Linked DNA regions of Mus musculus: region 1 is linked to region 2. A link is a loop called in an ENCODE intact Hi-C map of the cell type or tissue named here. Cell type or tissue: left cerebral cortex. All regions are shown on one strand. Each heading gives the region's core, and the rest is flanking DNA. Links, peaks and the distances in the headings are about the cores only.

What was found. Peaks named below come from ENCODE experiments on the same cell type or tissue, not always from the same donor. Only the 100,000 strongest peaks of a DNase experiment are listed, where the experiment ranks them.
Region 1: it touches region 2 in a loop (2.0-fold over the local background); 4 of 42 quality-filtered maps call a loop at or near these places.

What each region holds. Positions count from the first base shown.
Region 1 is chr8:123,831,438-123,839,766 of GRCm38, reverse strand. Rab4a (RAB4A, member RAS oncogene family) reads right to left here. Exons shown (of 8, transcript NM_009003.3): 6 at 6,869-6,964; 7 at 5,620-5,752; 8 at 4,476-5,073. The coding sequence ends at 5,637. It overlaps Gm51601 (a long non-coding RNA gene), which reads left to right and starts at 5,708. Exons shown (of 2, transcript XR_003947608.1): 1 at 5,708-5,797. In left cerebral cortex, for the core only: CTCF peaks have their summits at 4,105 (motif pointing left) and 6,813 (motif pointing right); DNase peaks (open chromatin) are centred at 3,224, 4,103 and 6,896; H3K27ac peaks cover 1,394 bases.
Region 2 is chr8:123,904,925-123,913,253 of GRCm38, reverse strand. Nup133 (nucleoporin 133) reads left to right here. Exons shown (of 26, transcript NM_172288.2): 20 at 1,347-1,505; 21 at 3,235-3,370; 22 at 5,380-5,498; 23 at 6,960-7,040. Among named protein-coding and RNA genes, the nearest start is that of Gm29773, 14 kb to the right of the region's middle. In left cerebral cortex, for the core only: CTCF peaks have their summits at 963 (motif pointing right) and 4,211 (motif pointing right); DNase peaks (open chromatin) are centred at 821 and 5,423; H3K27ac peaks cover 986 bases.

The sequences.
Region 1 (8,329 bases), core at 161-8,160, 73 kb after region 2:
AGCTGCTAGGCAACATCTTTGCAGTTGTGTCTCACTGAGGGTTGCCTGCTAATTCAAAGGTCTGTGCTAACCTCACAAGAGCGAGACTAAATGGCAAGAGAGGAGAGCGAGCAAGGGTGAGATAGGTGTTTGCTTGGCACGCAGGAGGCATTGGGGTCTCCACATGGCAGGAGACAAAGCAGCGATAAAAACATCTTTAAAAGACTTTGCAAATGGAACAGGACTTCCTGACACAGAGGACACCGGAAATATTAATTGGAGAGGAGCAAGCAGGAGGCCCAGTGCAGGCGAGGGTGAGAGTTTGCTTTCCTGGTAAGTTAACTCCTCAAGAAAACCAGGATAGCTGCATGATCTACTTTCTGGATTAAGCCAGTGCTGTCCCATGGCCAATTCTGCAGTTCCTGACCCAGGTAAGGTCTTTGTGGGTCATTTCAAAATACTTGCATGTGAATTTGAAATGGATTTGGGTTGGGGGGCGGTGTCTTTCTTATGTAGCCCTGACTGTCCCGGAACTCACTATGTAGATTCATTTACCTCTCAAGTGTATCCGCCACCATAGTAGATGGTGATGATGATGGTCCTCCTCCTCCTCCTCCTCCTCCTGAGACAGGGTTTCACGTAGCCCAGACTAGCTTTGGAACTAAATGGGCAAGGATAACCTTGAACTTTCTGCACTTCCTGTCTCTACCTCTGAACTGCTGGGATAACAGGTGTGTGCCACCTAGTTACTGCAGCTCTGGGGATGCAAGAACCCAGGGCTTCATGCATGTGAGGTGGTTACTCTGCCAATTGAATTCTATACCCAGCCCTCAAAACAGGCTTTAGATTGGCAGAACTACATTTTTTTTTCTGCTACCCACTTCTACAGAGGAGGTGAGTTAGTGGTTTATTAAGGTCTGTGTGCTGGCCCACCCATCATTTATCTTTATAGACATCTTCTCTCTTTATCCAGGTTTGTACAAGACACAGTTACATCAGACATAGGACTCATATCACGAGATGGATGTTCAGCTCCTGGGACAATCCCTGCTAGGCCTCTCGAATATGATCACGCGCAGCACCCAAGTCAGCACCATGGACAGCATCCCGGGACCGCAGTAATTATGGACCTTTAAACACCTTTGTAGAAAAATCTGATCGGTGGGAACGTACAAGAGCTTTTAAGTAACTGAGAGTATCTGAAGATTTTTTTTAAAAAAATCTCTACAAGAAGCAGGTTTTTTCGTTTGCTTTGCTTGTTTTGTTTTGTTTTGGTCTATGCATTTTTTTGTTGTTGTTTTTGTTTTTGTTTTTCGAGACAGGGTTTCTCTGTGTAGCCCTGGCTGTCCTGGAACTCATTTTGTAGACCAGGCTGGCCTCAAACTCAGAAATCCACCTGCCTCTGCCTCCTGAGTGCTGGGATTAAAGGCATGCGCCACCACGCCCGGCTTGGTCTATGCATTTTTAACTCCATGGACCTTTGGTGGGGGTCTTTAGGCAGTGGGAGTTGGTGGGTGTCCCACGGGATGGAAGCTGGAAGTTGTCAGCACTCATTTCTGCAGTATATCCTGCATCCTGGATTCCTTTCCTTTCCTTTCCTTTCCTTTCCTTTCCTTTCCTGTTCTTTCCTCCCTCCCTCCCTCCCTCCTCTCCTGAGACAGGGTTTCTCTGTATAGTCCTGGCTGTCCTGGAACTCACTCTATAGACCAGGCTGACCTCAGACTTAGAAATTTGCCTGCCTCTGCCTCCCAAGTGCTGAGATTAAAGGCACCTGGCAAAGATTTATTTATTTATTTTATGTAAATGAGTACATTGTTGCTAATCTTCAGACACACCAGAAGAGGGCATCTGATTCCATTATAGATGGATATAAACCACCATGTGGGTGCTGGGAATTGAACTCAGGACCCCTGGAAGAACAGTCAGTTCTCTTAACCTCTGAGAGATCTCTCCAGCTCCTGGGTTTCTTAAATAGTAACAAAATTGCATTGAGGGAAAGTTTCCACTGTTGCGCTAAGCTTATTTCCAGGGCCACCCGCACTTCAGGATACTGAGACAGCCTCTGCTTCCTCTTCAGAGCTGCTGCTCACTTGGGTCACCTGGCCATAGCTAGCATATCAAAGGAAACTAAGCCTCAGTGAGCCTCAAGGCCATGCCACTCGGTGTCTGAATGGGGAGACTCAAGAGGAAAGAGCAAATACAGTGCAGGCATCCAAGTAGCTCTAGTGAGCGATGGAAATGCTCTCAACGCCTAGACTGAATGGTCAGTAAGGAGACGGATGTCATAAAGAGCCATGTAAATGGGATGTTGCTGTACATCTTATTCCCAGAATGGGGGAGGCAGAGACAGGAACATTTTTGTGAGTTTGAAGTCAGCTTGGGTCCATCAGGGTTACAGAGCAAGCCTTTACCATCAAACATGATCCCTAAATGGAAACAAACTAAGCGAGCACAGCTGGATAGACACAGTGGTGGAATGGAAGAGAGATACTCACCAGTGTAGCAACAAGAGAGAAACTGAAGAAAGAGTCTCAAGGGGACCCGTGATATGGAAGGTGACCAAAACAGTGAAGGCATTAAAAGGCTCAGAATGAATGACATCTGGAAACTCCTGCTCTGATGAAAGTAGTTGAGCGAACCATACGTGGGAAAGACCCAAAGAAATGCTCTGAGCCACGCCCCCCCCGCCCCCCCCCCCCCCCCGTGATCCTGGGGGAAGCAGAGGCAGGATTTGGGTTAGAGGCCACATTAGGACACATTGTCATCAAACTGCCCAGAACGAAAAAGACAGCATGAGGTGCTCAAAGAAAACCCACACCCTTCTTTGACAATCTGAATGATGGCAAATTCTTCATAGAGACCAGAGAATGTGGATCATTAGTGGGGAAAAAAAGTCAGCTGGGAATTCCTTATCTAGAGTTGGTCATATTGGCACACACCATAATCCCAGCATAAGGAGGCTGAGGCAGGATTATCTTGAGTGTGGAGCCAGCCTGGGCTAGAGTAAGACCCTCTCTTAAAGGGGAGGGGGGAACTCTGAAAAGACTAAAATGATTCAAAAATTTTACAGTGAGATATTTAATACTAAAAATGTTTTACCTAAAAGAGAGCAGGTTCAGAGAGGCTGAACAGCATTAAAAAAGAATGCAAACCAAAACAAACATATCAGTGTATACCATGTCTTGGTGTTTCCATGCCAACCACACTGCAAAGCTGCCAAGACTTCCCGGGACCCATCTGACTCTGCAGAACATGTGAGCGTCCCACCCACGGACTGATGCAGGTAACGGAAGGTGTCCTAGCAGCTACTGTATTGGGACGGAGGCAGAGGCTGAGGCTGTGTGGCCAGGTCCAGCTGGGGCGTCTTATGGGTCAGCTACAGATAGGGAGGACTGAGGAGTTCAGAGTAAGCTGGAGGCTTGCACCTCCCATGAGCACTAGAGATGACAGGTGAGGATCAGCCACAATGCAGGAGATCCCAGTGACCACCATGTGCCAATGGGCAGAGGCTGCTTCCCCCAGCCAGAGCCGTGCAAGCCCTTCCGGGACACAGCATTACTGAGACAGCAGTCCTAGTGTATAAACAGACCTGGCCAGCCAAAGCAAGTGAGATCATGCATTATATTCTACTGTGAAGTTGGTGACAGAAGACCAGAGCTGAGGTGGACACTAAGTAGCATATTCATAAATTGCCAACCAGAAATCTCAAAATTGGACAACGTTTTAAATAGAAGAGAGCAGAATAGGATAGCAATGAAGTTTCGGCATATTAAAATGTGCACAAAGCAGTGCTCAGGAGACACTGTTTGTTGGGGAAAAAAGCTTTGCCTGGTGTGGCGGCACAGGCCTTTACTCCCAGAACTCATAAGGCAGAGGCAGGTGGATTTTGTGAGTTTGAGATCATCCCGGTCTACACAGCAAGTTCCAGGGCTACATAGTGAGACCCTGCCTGAAAACAGAAGCGGGTCGACTTGATAGTTGTATGCAGTAAGGCATTTACGTATTCAGGAAGAGCTACAAAGATATTTTGTGAGATTCACCTCTTATGAGGTACCCACCCCATACACCGTACTCCAGTCTCTTAAGCTCAAGCTGGTCTTGAACTCATGAGCGCCCTCTGCTGTCTCAGTTCACTGAGTGCAGGGATTATAGGTGTGCTATCAGCACGTCTGACCTAGGTGTGACCGTAGGTGTGTGGTATGGAGGTGTTTGCTGGAGACCAAGCCCGGGGCCTTGCACATGCAAACCAAAGCACTTTAGCCTTGGCCAGGATTTCTTAATAAGCAATATCCTTTGTCCTAGAGGTAGTGAGTTTCCTGAAAATGACCACGAAACAACGACCCATGCGAAGAGGTGGCGGTCGATGCCCCTACACTGAGCTTCAGGAAAAGCATTGCGGTCAACAGTGTGTCTTCTGGCCGGGAGACGGTGAGGGTGGCGTGGAAGCCGAGCAGCCTGGGCAGGCTCACGCGACTGCACAGAGCAGGACAGTGTACTGTGCGTGAGAAACTCCGTTCCACTTTATTTCCAGGTGTTAATGAGTCCTGTGGGTTTAGCATTTCAGGTGTGGATCACAGAAACAGTGTAAAAGGGGTGGGGGGAGAGGGATTAAATAAGAAACGCACTGGCTGTTCACACCAGAGTCCTTTCATACCGGGTCATACGCATAACCAACACAAGGAGGAAAGCACGCTCACGTTCATGACTGCATCTCCTGGGAGTTAACCAACGCGCAATGAGAAAAGCACGCTCTCTCACATTCACAACTGCATTTCCTGGGAGTTTAAAAAGAAAGCTCACTGAGTGCAGGGTTCTGTCATGTCACACCGGCTCTGTGCTGTGGGAACGTGCTGTGGGCAGCACAAGCTGGATTTAACAGAACGTGAAGGGTACGTGTGGGGCAGGGGTCTGCATACATGTGGCATCTAAAGGTACTGTCCGCTGAGTTAGTTCGCAGAATGGCTGCTGAGCCCCGGCTGCCAGCGTACACCGTTCCCCAGGAAGATCTACTTCTGTGCCGAGTAGAAAAGATGGTAGTAAAAACTCCAGCCTCTTCAGGCTCCGGCGGCTGTACTCCAGGACCCACCGCTGAACCTGAGAACCGTTAAGCGTGATTCAGATACTCCTGTGCTTGTAAAGACCAAACGGCTCAGAGCCCGGCAGACCTGACTGCATCAACACTGGCTCACACTGCTCGCCAGCCTGTGAGCTGGGCATGGGGACCTGGAATCCCAGGGCTTGGGAGGGAGGCTGAGGCAGGAGGATTGTCCTAAGGTAGGGGCCCAGGTGGGCTGGAGAGTGAGTTCCTGCCTCAACTTCCCCAACAAAAATGTCCACTATGGTAAATGGGAGAGGGCGCTACTGAAAGTTTAGCGGAGAGCTTGCTAGTTCTGGAGATGCTCCGGTTAGGTCGAGTGCACTCCGTGGTTTGAGTGAAGAATGGCTACAGCACGACCACTGGGCTCTCCCTGTCAGCCCGGTCTTTGCTTCTGAATGGTTGGGGGAGGAGCTCCTGCAGGGCCAGTCCTGTGGGGATGACCTCTGACTATTCCTAAGGGCCTCTCCTCCCCTCCTCTTCACCTCCTACTGCAGTTTTACAGCCCCTCCTTCCTGCCAGGATGCAGGGCCCCCAACATCCACCTGTGTCACTGGGGCGCCTAGCAGCCACACTCCTGTGCACTTGGAGCCTGTGTACGCCGAGGTGACCGCAGCTGTCTCAGGGCAGCGTCTCCATACTGGATGCCAGAGCCCATCCTCTCGGGGTCCAGTTCACCTGAGGACCAGGAAAATGCCTGTGACTCTGTGTTCCCCACACACGGTAAGTAAAGGGCAAAGTGTGATGTCCCATGCATTTGTGTCTTCATTGTGGAGAGCAAAAATATATCTACTAACAATATTTTTTGTTTTTTGAAACAGGGACTCACTATTTAGCTTTGGCTTACTATGTGGGCCAGACTGGCCTTGAGTATAGAGATTTATCTGTCTCTGCCTCCCTAATGCTGGGACCAAAGGTGTGCGCCACCACACTGGGCTGGAAAAGAAATGCCTTAGTTTTAAAATGTGTGTAACACATGTGCACAGGTGTGTAACACGTGTGTAGGTGTGTAACACATGGATGCCAGAGCTCAACATGCATGCTTTCTACCTGTTTTGAGACATGGGTTCTCTGAGACCTGGGGTTCAATAACTTGGCAACACAGCCTGGCGAGTGAGCCTCAGGGGTCTTCCTGACTCTGCCTTACCAGTGCCTCGATTACTAGCATGTACTATCACACCCAGATTATTACACGGGTGCTAGGGATCAAACTCAGGTCCTCACATTTATATGCTATCACCCCAGTGCCTACAAGAATGAAGTATTCATTCAAGTACAGGGCATGAAACATTCCTAGTGACTTCAGGGGCTTCTGGAGTTTTCAAGATTTATTTAAAATGTGTGTATGCACACCTGTGTGCAGGAGCCCAAGATGGCCACGAGAGGGCATTCATTGGATCTCTTGGAATTAGAGACGGTTATGAGCTATCCAGTATAGGTGCTAGGAACGGAACGGAATTTGGATCCTCCGCACGAAAAATGTGTGCTTTCTGAGCCTGAGTTTTCGATGTTTGAGTGGAATCATGTAACAGTATTATGCATAAAAAAATGAACTTAAAACTAAGCAACAGCAATAGCAATGTTCACTTACTAGTGTGTAACAACTCAAGTTGATAGCACCCAGCGCACACCTGCCCCTGACCAGGGACTCCTGGGAGCTTGCTTCTCTCAGGTAAGCATGACTGACTTGCTATATAGCAGAGCTTTACTACAGCCTTGCTCATCACAGCCAGCAGGGGGCACTGGTGAGCTACAGGGCAAAACCCACAGATGAGGCCAGGGAAAGGCTGGTACCTGATTCAATTTTGTTAAGTATTTTCCTTGCACACTGCATGAAAGCCTCTTCGACGTTCTCGCCAGTCAGTGCACTGGTTTCCAGGAACATCAGCTCTACAAATGGTATCAAAGAAGAGAGGGAGCCACATTTAGCAGAGTGAGAGAGAGTGATCTTTAAAATCTCAGTGCAGATTCTCATTCTAGGAGGGAGTGCATGCTATGGTGTGGGCGCAGTGGTCAGAGGACAGTTTGTAGGTCAGACTTTTCTTCCTTCCGCTATGTGGGCCACAGGGATGAAATTGATGTCCTCGGGCTTGGAGGCAAGTGTCTTTGTCCTCTAAGCCATCTTGCTGGCCCAATGACAGTGACTTTTAAGTGCTGACAAGCCTGTTCAGGATTCTCATGTAGAAACATGCAAAATCCAGTACCTAAACCTTCTCTTTCTGTAAATGTAAAATTAATACACATAAATATATATTTTTGTTGTCTGTTTTTATGAGATAAGGTTACATGTAGCTGAGGTTGGTCTTAAACTTTTGGCTCTCTTGACCATGCCTCCCAAGTGCTGGGATCACAGGGTATTGGTCCGGGTGTGTTGATGTGCTCAGTTATGGGAGCCCAACCCTTTCTGAAGAATAGCCATTGTTGTGCCCTGACCCCCGAGCTGACAGGATGAAGGCAGCACACTGTGGCAGTTACTACGCCAGTTGGGGCTGTTTGGCTAAAATCATGACTTGGAGCCAAACTTTCTTCTCCAAGTGATCTACGTGCTGACAAATCACTGCACTACACAGCACATGAGCAGGACCCATGTCCATCCCAGCCAGCCACAGCCCCACTGTCCAAGAAAAGCCATCCCCGCCCACAGCTTCTAATTTATATTCAGTTTAAAAATGTGTACATTTGGGCATCCTAGATAATTTTTACTAATTTGGCTCTCCTCTAATCGTTAATACTAATGATCATTAATAATAATTGGGGAGGTTTTGTAGTCCCACTTGATTTATTTTTATTAGTTTTTCATGAATGTTTTGCCTGAATGGATGTTTAAGCACCACATGGATACCTGGTGCCCAACGTGGTGGTTAAGTTGAGAATCGAACTTGAGTCCTTTGTAAGAACAAGTGCTCTCACCCACTGATCCGGCTCTCTAGCCCTGCTGTATTACTTAGACTCATGTTCCTTTATCTCCAGAGCAGGGGAAAGCAGGGGAAAGCCTGCTGGCAGGTACATCACAGCTATAAGCCTGTACTAACAGGTCTGTACTAATGGAGGGTTTTCCTGATCATTCTAAACACCTCCTGCTTTCTAAATAGCTCTAAAATGCCAGGGATGGGGGAGCAGGGGAGGCAGGGTGGAGGTTGGATGACGGTACACACCTTTAATCCCAGCACTCAGGAGGCAGGTGGATGTCTGTGAGTTCAAGACCAGCCTGGTCTAGAGAGTGAGTTCCAGGACAGCCAGGGCTATACAGAGAAC
Region 2 (8,329 bases), core at 181-8,180:
CTACTGTCAGCACTTCTGATGCCAGCTTTCTGTTTTTAGACAAAGTTTAGATGCTGCCAGGGTGATTTGGTTGTCCCTTATATAGCTACTTTGTCCCATGAGTTAACCTTATAAAAGCATTTCCCCTCTACTATTAAGGACTTTTGTATAAAATTGAGAACATGGGCTATAAGTAGCTGTCAGTGGCTTGAGGAAGAAGACAGGTTTTGTTTTCCAACTAAGGTCTCCCGTCTGCCCTTGACCTCCACCGAAATCCACCCGTCCCTCCCTCTGTGACCTGCTGGGATTAGACCACAAGCCCAGCTGAAAACAGGTGGTTGTTTGTTTGTTTGTTTGTTTCTCTCTGTAACTCTGGAGATCCATCCAATTCTGCCTCCTGAGTGCTGGGATTAAAGGCGTGCACCACCACCACACACCTGGCTGAGAACAGGTTTTAACGTCACTGAGTCCCAGTGCTGCCTTTTGGCGGCGTGCTGCGTGCTCATAAGGAGTTTGTGTCAGTCCTGCAGTCATCAGCACTGAGGCCGCTGCTCTGCGTTCCTCTTTGGTTGTTTTCTTTGACGTCTGTGAGTGTTGTGCCTGCCCATGTGTATATGTGCAGCATGTGCATTCCCGATGCCTGTGAAGGTCAGAAGAAGCCACAGATCCCAGGAACTGTAGCTGCTGCTAGCTGTTAGCCATCGTGTAGGTTCTGGGATCTGAACCAGGTCCTCTGGGAGAGCAGCAAGTACTCTTCACTGCTGAGTCACCTCTCCAACCCTCACACCAGTGCTTCTCAGTAGGTTTGCCAAGAGATGGCTGGATTGAGGCGTAGGAGTGCACTGTCCATAACTGTATGGAACATATGTTTGGTTTTGCTTTGCTTTTTAATTAAATGCATATGGATGTTCTGCCTGCATGTATGTCTAGACACCACACGCATGCCTGGAAGAAGCCAGAAGAGGGTGTTGGATCACCAGGAACTGGATTAAATATAGTTGTGAGCCACCGTGTAGGCCCTGGAAATTGAACTTGGGTCCTCTGTAAGGGCAGCCAGTGGTTTAAATGCTGAACTGTCTCTGCAGCCCCAACACTTGTATTTTGTCAATACAGGAATTACTTGCTAAAAGATTCTGTTTGGGGAACTGCAAGGTGGCTTAGCACCTGCTGACCTGAGTCAGATTCTAGAGCCTCCGTGGTGGGAAGAGAGGAAAGAGAGTCACTTCCCAAGGTGTCCCCTGCCCCCATGCATGCCATTGGCACATGTGGGCACAGTCACACACACAAGCAAGTGGAGGCATTGAGTAGTTTATATTTTTAAAGCTGTTTTACTAACTATTGATACATTCTTGGTCTATTCTTTGTAGAATTTTTCAGATTTTCTCTTTCGTTGGTACCTGGAAAAAGGAAAGCGGGGAAAATTGCTGTCTCAGCCCATTTCTCAGCATGGACAGTTGGCAAATTTTTTGCAAGCCCATGAGCATCTCAGCTGGTTACATGAAATTAATAGTCAGGAGTTAGAGAAGGTAAGATGGTTTGCTTACGAGAAGCAGCTGGTTAATTAATCTGTTTTAACAATTCAAGTATTGCTTATAGCCATACAGCTGACAAACAGTCAGTGTCTAGACGTTTCTCACTGGAGACGAGATCTCTATTGTGTAGCCCTAGCTAATCTAGAACTGTTGTTGTAGACCACACTGGCCTCAAAGTCACAGAGGCCTGATTCATCTACCTTGTGAGTACCGGGATTAAAAGCATCTACCACCACACCTGATTTAAAATTCTATTACATCGTTTTTGTATGTGTGCATATGCAAGAGCACTGTCAGGAGGGGGTCAGAAAGCAACTTCAAGATAGTTCTTTTCACCGTCGGTTCTAGGGATTAAACTCAGGTCTGTCTTGGAGCCAAGTCTGTTATCTAATGAGCCATCTCTGAAATATAAGTTCTTATGGTATAGATATGTTAGTCTTCTTTATCTTTTCATATTGTATGTATATGTTTAAACTTCATCTTGCATTCCATGAATATATATATAGTTACAAAACATCAATTTACAATAGACTTTTTAAATTTAATTTAAAACATGCTATTAATGGGTTGTCAACACATATACTTCAGTCTTAATTTGCTTTCTGTTGCAGTGATAAACACTGTGACCAAGAACAACGTAGGGAAGGAAAGGTTTATTTGGCACACATCCTAATCACAGTGACCACTGAAGGAGGTTGGGACAGGAGCAGAGGCAGGAGCCGTGGAGGAGCTGCTCGCTTGCTTGTCTTCAGTCTCACACTCACCTTGTTATATAGCCCAGGCCCATGTGCCTGGGATAACACCACCCGTTGAGGGCCTCCTACGTCAGTTAGCAGAGAAAATGTCCAAACAGACAGCCCACAGGCCAGTGAGATTTTGTCTTCCCAGTTATGTCTAGGTTTGTGTCCAGTTGACAGAAACTCACCAGCATGCCTCCTGTTCTCTTTCATCATTGGAGAGAGATATTTTATTATATAAAATCATTAGTTTTTTCTTGCTAATGACTTCTAATAAAAATTCAAATCATGGGGTCTGTGGAGATGACTCAGTCAGTAAAGTGCTTGCTGTACAAACAGAAGGGTCTTAGTTATCCTGAGAACCCTTGTAAAAAGCCAGACCCACAGTGCACACACAAGGTTTCAGTACTGAAAAGGCAGAGATAGGTAGATCCCCAGCTCACTGGGCAGCCAGCCTGTGTCCATGAGCACTAAGTTTGGTGAGAGATCCTGTCTCATAAAAGAAGCTGGGGGCAGGAGAGATAACTCAGAGGTTGAGAGCACTGACTGCTCTTCCAGAGGTCCTGAGTTCAATTCCCAGCAACCACATGGTGGCTAAATACCAATCTATAATGAGATCTGGTGCCCACTTCTGGCATGCAGGCACAACTCTGTGTACATAATAGATAAATCTTTTAGAAGAAGAAGCTGGAGAGTGACCAATAAAGACACCAGACACCTCTGAGCTGAATGCACACAAACGAGCACATACACAAAACTCACATTAGGCGTAAAATGGTGCATATTAAAGTGTGCTGGTGCCAGGGTGCCGAGTGAGCACACAGTTGGAATGGAGCGCCTGTTTTCTAAGTCTCCCTTCTCATGCTTGCCCTGTCAGCTTGAGAGCTCACGGTGTGTTGCTAGTGCTTTGACATTGATCTCAGCTCGGTTTGTTGCTCACCACTATGTCTTCCTTTCAGACAGCGTCCTTGTTTTGTTTTTCGTAGGCTCATACAACACTGCTAGGTTTGGCAAATATGGAAACTCGTTACTTTGCAAAGAAAAAAACCCTTCTTGGCTTGAGTAAACTGGCAGCTTTAGCTTCAGACATTTCAGAGGACAGGCTGCAAGAGAAGATTGAAGGTAAGGGGTCCGAATGAAAAGGCACGTGAGTCAGTTGCACTGTGTCTGTCTGGAGTCGCTCCATTTCAGTAGGATGCTGCTGCCTGTCTTACTGACTGCCCATACTTTACCATTCAGTCATGAACTTGGAGTCGTTAGCCCATCATTCTGCTGAGTAGGTGGAAACGAGAACATCCTGGGGCTTGCTGGCCCCATTAGTGCCAGTCTGGCCACATGAGTGAGCTCTGGTAAATAAGGTGGAGGTCAATTGAAGAAGGCATCCATGTCAGCCTCTGGCTTCTTTCTACACTTGCAAAAGCTAAGCCATTGAGTTGAGGGTTGATGAAAAGATAATTCTGTGTTTTTCCGTCAGGTACACAGACCTCTCAGCTAAGACAGGCCCATGTTTCACACTTTTGAAGTGCTGTGACATGTTCACGTCGTCAGCTCACATGTCCTTTAGCCAGTGCTTAGCCTGCCCCTGCATCTCTTCACAGGGGAGCAAGACACTGTGCACACGCCAGCCTGCACCCTTCAGTTGTTAGTACTGGGAAGACAGAAGGGTCACCCCCTCAGCCAAACCACTGTGGGGAGGATTTTGGGAAGACCTAGGAAATTTAAACTTTTTTTTTCCTTGAAATAGGGTCTCACTATGAAGCCCAGGCTGCCCCCCCACCAATGCTGTGAATGAACAGATTTAATATTAGATGATGTTGCAATAGGCTTGTTAATTTCTGAAGGCTGGGTAATGCTGTTTGTGATTAAATGCCCTTTTTCACCTGTGTTTTGGTTTTTGTTTGTTTTTTTCTTTAATATTTGTATATGAATATACTGTCACTCTCTTCAGACACACCAGAAGAGGGCACCAGATCCCAGTACAGATGAGATGGTTGTGAGCCACCATGTGGTTGCTGGGAATTGAACTTAGGACCTCTGGAAGTGCAGCCAGTGCTCTTAACCGCTAAGCCATCTCTCCAACCTTGGTTTTGTTTTGTGTTTTTGTTTTGTTTTGTTTTGTTTTTGAGACAAGGTTTTTCTGTGTAGGTCTGGCTATCCTGGAACTCACTCCAGACTAGGCTGGCCTTGAACTCAGAGATCTTCCTGCCTCTGCTTCCCTAGTTCTGGAATTAAACTATGTCCTTATTCTTAGGAATACCTCCTGAAGTTAGAAATTAAATGTCATGAAGCCTGCAGCCTCCCTGTGATAGAAAAGGGGGAGGGGTAGAAATGGAGGAGGAAAGCCAGGCCTGGTGGTTGTGCCTGCCTGTGACCCCTGCACCTTCGAGGCTAAAGCGGAAGAACAGAAGTTTTAAGGCCAATCCTGGCTACATAGGAAACTGAAGGCCAGCCTGGGCTATGTGAGGTCCTGGCTCAAAAAAAAAAAAAGTTGTTTATGAAAACTCCTGTAATCCCACTAGGAGGTAGAACCTGGCAAATCTCAGTCTCAAAAATTAATTTTAGTGTATGAGTAATTTCTGTGGAAAGTTTGAGTTGTGGGGAAGGGGTGGGGTCGATTGGAGGTTTCCACCTGCTGAAGGAACTCCTGTGATTTTGGGTTGGTTCTGCTGGCTGGAAGTCTGTGGAACATTGCTGCTATGGGTGGGCATGCTGTGCTTTAGCCTGTCGGTTGTGACCACTGTGGTGGGCTTAGAGCAGTGCGGAGGACAGGGCTAGGACCCATCCACTGAGTGTTCTTACCTGTTAATGCAAGGGCATGTGGCTTTCTGATATGACTTGGTTTCTGGATAACACTGCCGTACTCTTTCACTGAGCTGCCCTCAGGTGGGACTTGTAGAGGGCACTCACCTCCTGAAGTAGCTTTCTTTCTTGGCAGATACTTTCTGCTGCTGTGGTCTTGGATCAAACAGTAAATCTGTTGTCAGCAATGAAGAATAAGCAGTTAGAGGCATAACATCTGGAGATTTGGGTAGCAGTGACTTGCCTTTAGAGCTGTTTAGAGCTGGTTGGCTTCAATTTGCATTTTAATGATGATGGCAGAAGTGAAATCCCTTTGTGTCCTTGATCACCAGCCATGGCTGAGCAAGAGCGCTTCCTGCTACACCAGGAGACCCTGCCAGAGCAGCTGCTGACCGAGAGACAGCTGAGTCTTAGTGCAATGCCTGTGTTGACCGCACCACAACTCATCAGTGTAAGTGTCATAGATGTCACAGCCGTGTCCTGTGTCCTCACCCAGAACAGCTTGCCTTTGCTAGGTCATACTCCGGAGCTCCCAGCAGCGTCTTCCCTTCTCTCACCTGCCAGAGACATTTCCCCTAGAAAAGATGTTAGGAGCAGGAAGAATTAGCAAGACGCAGCAGAGTAGGATGCATTCTGTGAGGTGACCGCTCCTAGGTGATACTTTGTCGTCTCTCGTTAGCCAGAAGCACAGACTGCAGTACTGCACTGTTTCCTGGCAACAGTGATCCAGCCACGGCCAGAGCACCTCGGATTCATCAGATGAGAAGCTGGTGCTGTGCACTCTGCCTTCCCCCTCCTCTTCCCATTTCTCCCCAGTCTGCTCTGATTGCAGTTAAAGGAAAGCAGACAGTCCAGGACCTGTTAGAGTGTAGAGGCCCTGGTTAGCAACAGCTCCTGAATGGTGCACTCTCCTGAGAGGGCATCTGGTTGAGACATCTAAGATGTAGGCTGTATGTGCCGTTATTTCATGGAAAGTGTGATGCCAGGCTTGCTCAGACACCTTAGACTCTCCAGTTTCTAAGGTGGAGGAGGCAAAGGGATTTTGCAAAACATTATAGATTTAAGCCCCCATGGTAGCAAAAACTAGGAAATTACTAAAGAATTATATATAGTTTTTATAAATGAAATTTGTCTTATGACATAATGCTAGCAGAAGGAGATAGGAAAAACTCATATTGGTAATTTGAATCAAAAAAGTTTTTTATTTTTGTTTTTTTTACATTTGTTTTGTTTTGTTTTTCAAGATTGGGGTTTCTCTGTGCAGTTCTGGCTATCCTCGAACTTACTTTGTAGACAAGGCTGGCCTCGAATTTGGAGACCTACCTGCCTCTGCCTCCTGAGTGCTGAGATTAAGGGTGTGTACCACCACCAATATTAAAAAAAAAGTTTTTGACTAAAAGATGGCAGGATTTTGAGTCACGTGTATAGTAATCTGTAACGCACAGAGAGACTAGCTCTCACGGGTGTTTGTTCACTTCTACAGCGTCAAGCACTAGAACCCAGGGCCTCATATGCTAGGCAGGTGCTTACCACAAACCAGTGGAGGGCTAGGTTGGAGCTTTTAAAGCCATTTGAAAGAGAAGCATTCCAAAAGCCAGACGCTGAGCTGTGAGCTCCGGCAGGAATTTGTGTCAAAGCCTGTACATGAAAACCTACTGGAAAGCTTGTGCTATATTCTTGATCTGAGAATGTAAAATTTTCCGAATTTTTTGAAAATATATGTGTATTGCATTATACCAATTAACTTTTGGCTTAGAATATCCATTGTTAGACAATTTTCTATAGACAGAATATAGCTCCCAAATGTGACATTGTTCTTGGCTACAAAAATACATTTAGATTATGTGAAAGAGAATAATGACTTATTTTCTCCTTAAAATGTTGTGAGTAATCTGCCTTGGACTTGTTACAGCTGTATATCTGTGACGAAAACAGAAGAGCCAATGAGTATGATTTCAAGAAAGCCTTGGACTTACTGGAGTACATTGATGAGGTAAGAAATCGTTGTAGCTGGGCAGAGTGGCACATGCCTTTAATCTCAGCACTCTATGGGCAGAGGCAGCTGGATCTTTGAGTTCAAGGCCAGCCTGGTCTACAGAGTGATTTCCAGGACAGGCAGAACTACATAGCAACACCCTGTCTTGAAAAACTGAAAAAAGAAAAAAGTTAAAAAGAGAGAGAAAACACACTGTCTCAGGCATCTGCGTAGGTAATAAAAAGATGCCCTCATGGAAAGAGTTATCTTTGGGTAAGAGCCTAAAGTTATTTATGAAGGCAGTCATCCATCCAGACTGTTATAAGACCTGACTGACAGGAAACACCACATTTCCAGTTGGCTTTTCCTGTACAAGTGGAAAAAAATTAGGGATGGGTTATTTATGTGTTTGTGTGTGGAGGGCAACTTGCCAGAGTTCTGTCTTCCTTACCAGGAGCAAATTCAGGCCATTTGGTTTTGTTGCAAGTACCTTACCTGCTGAGCACTGGTCTTCAAAACAAACTTCATTGTGGGTGCTGGAAGCCAAATCCCATTCTTTTGTAAGAGCCGAAAGTACTGTTGATTGCTGGGTCATCCCTCCAGCCTATTTTAAGATTTGGGGGGGTTTTGAGGTTTTTGTTTTGTTTTTGAGGTAGGGTATTGGTATAATAGAAACCCTCTTACTTAAGTCTCCCACCTCCCAACTGCTGAGCTCACAGGTGTTGCACAGCCCCCATGGCTGGCTATATAGCCATCTTGTTTTTTATCCTATGTGCATTCATGTTTGTGTATGCATGTACATCTGTGCACTTGGGTACAGAGGTCAGAGGTCAACCTTGAGTGCCATCCTCAGCAGCACCGTCCACACTCATCCTTTGGGACAAGACGTTTGTTTGCCTGGAGCTCATCAACTGAACTAGACTGGCCGGCCAGTGAGACCCAGGGATCCTCCTTTCTCTCCCTCCCTGGCAGGACTACAGATGCCCCCTCACACTGGGGCCAGGTCCTCACACGTAAAGCAACACTTGACTCTAGGTTTCCCTGCCTCACCCTTTGTCATCTTAACCTCTGAGAGTTCCTGTGAACTCAGTGATCGGAAACCAGCACAGACGTCAGCAGAGCTGGCTTCAGAGACAGGGTGAAGCCAGCTGGAGAGTCATAGGTTCTTTACACACCCACGTGGCAGGCAGCTCACAACTCTCTGTAATTCCAGTTTCAAGAGATCCTGTGCCCTCTTCCTTGGGCATCATGCACACATATAGTACATTTATATACATAGAAGCAAAATACTCATAAACATTAATAAA